2 separate regions of the Homo sapiens genome follow, and region 2 is linked to region 1. Evidence: chromatin loops called from intact Hi-C (ENCODE). Cell type or tissue: heart right ventricle. All regions are shown on one strand. Links, peaks and the distances in the headings refer to the core of each region. The heading gives the core; the rest is flanking DNA. Region 1 overlaps GS1-204I12.4 (a long non-coding RNA gene). Region 2 overlaps LOC107985239 (a long non-coding RNA gene).

The links. A loop is a pair of places that touch in the nucleus more often than their neighbours do. Peaks named below come from ENCODE experiments on the same cell type or tissue, not always from the same donor. Only the 100,000 strongest peaks of a DNase experiment are listed, where the experiment ranks them.
Region 2: it touches region 1 in a loop (2.1-fold over the local background); 4 of 110 quality-filtered maps call a loop at or near these places.

The regions. Positions count from the first base shown.
Region 1 is chr1:185,651,430-185,654,347 of GRCh38, reverse strand. The region is part of intron 1 of GS1-204I12.4 (a long non-coding RNA gene); the gene reads right to left. All of the region lies in intron 1 of LOC107985239 (a long non-coding RNA gene), which reads right to left. Among named protein-coding and RNA genes, the nearest start is that of GS1-204I12.4, 6.4 kb to the right of the region's middle. In heart right ventricle, for the core only: CTCF peaks have their summits at 1,603 and 1,807 (motif pointing left); no DNase peak of the experiment used is centred there; H3K27ac peaks cover 690 bases.
Region 2 is chr1:185,483,512-185,486,429 of GRCh38, reverse strand. All of the region lies in intron 1 of LOC107985239 (a long non-coding RNA gene), which reads right to left. Among named protein-coding and RNA genes, the nearest start is that of LINC01350, 140 kb to the left of the region's middle. In heart right ventricle, for the core only: no CTCF peak of the experiment used is centred there; no DNase peak of the experiment used is centred there; H3K27ac peaks cover 1,096 bases.

The sequences.
Region 1 (2,918 bases), core at 313-2,812:
AAAATGGAAGGAATGCGTTGCAATAATTCAAGTGTTAATCTTGGATTTTACTGTGTAAATTATTGCAAAGAAATAGGCCTTGGGCTGGGCACAGTGGCTCATGCCTGTAATCCCAGCAATTTGGGAGGCTGAGGCAGCCTGATCACTTGAGGTCAGGAGTTTAAGACCAGCCTGGCCAACATGGTAAAACCCTGTCTCTACAAAAAATACAAAAAATTAACTGAGTGTGGTGGTGCACACCTGTAACCCCAGCTACCCAGGGGGCTGAGGCAGGAGAAGCACGTGAACCCAGGAGGTGGAGGTTACAGTGAGCTGAGATCATGCCACTGCACTCCAGCCTGGGTAACAGAATAAGACTCTGTTCTGTCTTGAAAGAGGAAGGGAAGGGATGGGAAGGGAAGGGACGGGAAGTGACAGGAAGGGAAGGGAAGGGAAAGGACAGGAAAGGAAGGGAAGGGAAGGGAAGGGAATGGAAGGGAAAGGAAGGGAAGGGAAGGCAAAAAAAAAGAAGAAATAAGTCTTGGGCAGTCTCACAGGAAAGGCTCTCTAGTTTTTTGGCTATCTCCACCTTGATATCTGTCCCTTTTGCTTTTTTTTCCTCTTAAATAACCTTCCTACCTGAGGTCTTCCATAAAATGTTTCATAGGGCAGATAAATTGCAAAAATCATATTATCTATTAGCATGAAGAAATACAGGGTACATATTATGTATAAGTAAGTAAAACAATTGACTAATTTAATTTATTCAAGGCTGAGCTCTTGCAATCTACTTCTACCCTAAGCCAATTTAAGTACCTTCTTTTAGTTCTACTACTGCTAAAGTACTAAGTGTTTATCTAGTCTCTCCAGAATAAACATTGAATTTCAGGCCCAATTTGTACCCTAGTCATCTCAACATGTTCTTCCAGAGGTATTCCTCTCAGTTAGTTCTTTTCCTTTGGGGGTTTGCAGCTCACAGACATTTTTCCTAAACTACTTCAATGGTAGATTTTTAAAAAATATATGTTCTTTTCAGCCTTCAGTAATAGGGTTGAGTCAAATGGCTTCTGCCTTTTCCCATAACACTCCCATCTTTAAACAAAATATCCTACTTGAAGATTTCTGCTTTCACAAACTTTCCATTTGTTCTTTCTCAATCAACTCCTAGATTTTGTCCTGAGGGCCTCTTCATGATTTCAAGTTGTATGTGACAGTAGCTTTATCAAAGCCCACATTTATTAGGTCGGTGCAAAAGTAATTGTGCCTTGTTGCCATTGAAATAGCAAACACCGCAATTACTTTTGCACCAACCTACTACATCAGAAGAGGATCCTGCCTTCTTTGACAATTCTCCCACACTGTGGAGATAGGAATTTTTATTACAGTCTTAAGACGAGTAGAATTGTCTGAATAATTTGAAGGACATAAAATAAAAAATCTAGTGTTGATTTTTAAATTTTTTTAAATGATGGGGAAGAGGATAGAAGAAAGCTTTAATAACATTGGATAAAAGAAAACAGAGGTAAAAAAAGTATTAAAATGAGGGTGATGTCCTTTTGAGATTAGAAAACCTTGGAACAAGAGGAAGAAATCAACTATAGTTCCAATAAGCTTTTTCTTTAAAAAAGCATTATACGGTAGGCAATGTATGAGATTCAAATGGAATAAAACAGACACATAGAATTATTTGTGATTTTTTTTTTTAAAAAAAGCTATTTTAACAAGTAGCTTAAGAGTACTTCAACTTCACCAATGGAGGCAAGTGAGAAGAAAGGCAACCATAAAAGTCAAGCTCAATTCTGCCATCTACTGCCTGGCAGCAAAACCATGCGTGGGGAGACCTGAGTCTATTCCAGTACCCAAGGTCATTGCTAGGGCACTGACACCCATTTAGAGAAAGATGGGATGAAAGCCACTGAGATTATATCCCAGAGATGCAGCAAGGTTTCCATCAACAAATACAGACACTGGGTTTGATTTAACCCTGTTAATAATTAGACCAACTCAGGGTTTCTAATATGGTGTATGTATAACTAATTATAGTCCACCCCTTTTTAAAACTTCAACACTATTGAAGTAAAAGCTCAATTTATATAGCCCTTTTGAATACTCAACAACATTATGGAAACACAGCTGCCCCTATTTTAGTTTTCTCAGTATCTCTTGGACCTGAAAGTGACAAACTATGTCCTCTTTATTCATTCTTCAAGGGAAGATGGATCTTTAGATGTCAGAGTAGGAGGTGAGGAACAGTGTTCCAGCGTTTCTGTGCTCTATTCTTCTTAAACAGTTTTGTCAATAAAGGACAAAATAATAGAGAACATAATTTGAAAGACTGTGTGGTTTTGCCTCCCTAAAAAAAGAAATGAATTTCATATTAAACTATTCCTCAAGTCATATTTTGACAACAAAACTCAGAGCATATTTTATTTGTAGTCAACAATAATAGCTCGTGTTCATATATAAGAAAAAAAAAGGGATCACATTTTCTATCTGTAGATTCCTAGTTCTGATAGAAGGAACATGAGAAACTTCAGCCTAGTAATTCTGCAATGATGATGTGTTGATAATTTCTTGTCAGTTGCCTAAACTTTAAAGTAAAAAACAAGCATTTTGAAAAGATTGATTCAACTTAGGAAGCCGTGGTGGGAAAATCACTTGAGCTCAAGTGTTCAAGACCAGCCTGGGCAACATAGGTAAGACCTATCTATAAAAAAAGAAAAAAAAAATGAAAATAAAAGATTGATTGGAAAAGTAGTGATTATAAGCCCAGGCTTGTAGTCAGCAAAGTATGACTTCTGATTTCTGGCTCTATTGCTTATGAATTGTTCAACCTTGTCAAGCCTTAGTTTCCTTCTCTGTAAAAACCTCCCCTATAGGATTACTATAAGAATTATAAGATCACATATGTAAAGAATTTAGAATAGGGCCAGCACAAA
Region 2 (2,918 bases), core at 97-2,596, 170 kb after region 1:
CCCATCTCTTTCCCATAGTGGTTTCCAGCCCACCTAATGAGTGACCCTTGAAGATAAATTCAGACATAAAGATGTTAAAAGATTTAACTTGCCAGCTCCATCAACCCTGAAAACTACATCTCCAGCCCTTCCTCCCTCCCATTTTCCTATATCTTTTGTGCCTGAAAGCCATATTAAAATCAAAGTTATCTTTCCTCTAAAACCAGATTTATTCTGGATGATTTCTCTCTTTCTGTTCTTAGTACCATCATTCTTCTGCTCACAGAAGAATGTGAGCTGTTCATCCATTCTCACAAAGGTCAGCATACCAGCCTCCTTTTCACTCGTTTTCAACCCAAGGACTTCACAAAAGCTGTTCCCTTTGCCTGGACAGTTCTTACTTTCCTTCATTCCTGCCTCACTCCAACTCATCCCTCAAGTTTCACTGTCAGTATCCCCAAAACCCTTCCTAATTGCTTATTACGCCAGTTTCCATTTCTCTGATAGCACGTATTACCATTATAACCTAAATCAAGCTTGTCCAACCCACGGCCCAGGATGGCTTTGAATGCGGCCTAACACAAATTTGTGAACTTTGTTTAAACATTATGAGGTGGTTTTTTTTCTTTTTTTTGTTTTTTTGCTCACTAGCTATCATTAGTGTATTTTATGTATGGCCCAAGACAATTCTTATTCTCCCAGTGTGGCCCAGGGAAGCCAAAAGATTGAACATCCGGATCTAAATATTGACTTGTGGAATTACATGTAGGATGTTGGTAAACCACACCTCCCAGTACAGTAGGCACGAGCCACATGACACTGTTGAGCACTTAACATGTAGCGAATCCAAACTGAGATGTATTATAAGTGCAAAACACATACAAAATTTTGAAGACTTAGTACAATAAAAAGAATGTAAACTATCTCAATAACTTTTACACTGATTACATGTCATAATACTTTAGCTATATTGTTAAATAAAATATGTTATTAAAATTAATTTTACCTGCTTCTTTTCGCTTTTAAAAATGTATTTCTAGAACATTTTAAGTTATAATATGCACTCCCATTATATTTCTACTGGACAGGGCTGTTGTAGACCTTAAGCCCCACGAGGACAAAGCCATTTTGTTCATGACTGTAATCACAGCTACATTAGCACAGGGCCTGGCACATAGTAACTGGATTGGGGACTATATTTTGAAAGAATAAGTTTTTCTAGACACCTGGGATTTAAATCTAGGATTCTCAGGCCAGGGATGGTGGCGAACACCTGTAACCCCAGCACTTTGTGAGGCCCGGGAGTTTGAGACCAGCCTGGACAACATGGCAAAACCCTATCTCTACAAAAAATTAAAAAATCAGCCAGGCATGGTGGCACACATCTGTAGTCCCAGCTACTTGGGAGGCTGAGGTGGGAGTATGACTTGAGCCTAGGAGGCGGAGGTTGCAGTAAGCCAAGATCACACCACTGCTCTCCAGCCTGGGCAACAGCGAGACCCTGTCTCAAAAAAGTAAAAGTAAATGAATAAATAAGTCTAGGATTCTACTTTTTAGAAAAAGAGTAACCAAGGATAAACCATTAAGATGAGGGAGTCAGCAGCTCCCCTCTCCAGCAGTTCGTGCTGTCTGCTTGCCATGGGCATCAGAGCTTCTCTCAGCCTGGGAGACTTCGTTGTGGGACAAGGTCTAAACAGGCTCAGACAGTTTGTCACTGGCTTACATTGATAGCATATCCATCTGAAAGTACTCAACAACTAGGTTTACCTTTCAAATTATGGACAATGCTGGAACAGAAAATAATAAAAGAATCTACATAGCAAGAAAGGATTTAAGGGCAATTCATTTGATCTAAGTCATTTTCACAAATATGATCTCATGAGTAATAGCTCATTTGCTTTTCTCAACCCTTAGTATCAGAAAATTCCTAACCTGAATTCATCATAAGGCAAAACATTTAACATGTGGGAAAACATTTAAATGTGGGAAAGAATAGAGTGTCTAAGAAGTCTAGTGATGTCCTGAAAGACCATTCTTCTTCCACATTATTTGGCTCACTCACATTCACAGACATGACCATCACTGTGAAGTGACTCAGCAATTTCAAGTATCTGTATTGCATTACACCAAGTTCCCATGGTTGGCATTAATAGCACATTGCTTGAGGAAGGAAGAAGCCAAGCTGTCCTGTGATCCTGAAGACTAATCCCACAAGAGAAGCACTGGTTAGTCACAGACAAGAGCACAGGGAATAGAAGCTGTTCAACCACATGTATCAGGTGACAACTGGAAGAGAGTTGCTGAGAGCTGGGATGCCGAGAAGGCAATCTAACACAAAGACTCTTAACACAAACATCCATTTCATCTGAAGCATCAACCACTCCTTACTTGGCAGTATCACTGCCTTCCCCAATGACAATAGGAACAAAAAACATCACTTTAATGAGGTTTACAGAGGCAGAGAAAGCTACCACTCCCTCTTTCTTTCCTCATGTTTCAAAATCCACAGAGCTGAGAGACAACCAGATGGTATAGCCTCAGAAGTGTCACAGTCAGCCTTAAGCTTTCTCAAGAACACAGAAATAGTACTGGGCTAGAAATGAGAAGTTGGGATTCCTATCCCTCCTATTAGGTATTAGTTTGAAAATCACTGAGTTGACATGCGTTAGGCCTGTTGTTCCCAGTGTTGCCTTGTGACTCTGCTCACAGCAAATGACTTAAACAGCAACAGCCATATGACAGGATACTCAGCTTCCCTGTGGCTGAGGCTCCTTTTGTTACAAGAAAGTCTTGGAGGAACACAAGATCCAACAGGATGCCTTCATGTCCATGAGATCTCACCAACCCTACATCTATCTTTCCCCACTTACCCAATAAGGATTCAAATATTTTAGAGTAAAATTAGAGAAAGGAAAAAAAAACTCAGGTTTTTTTTTTGT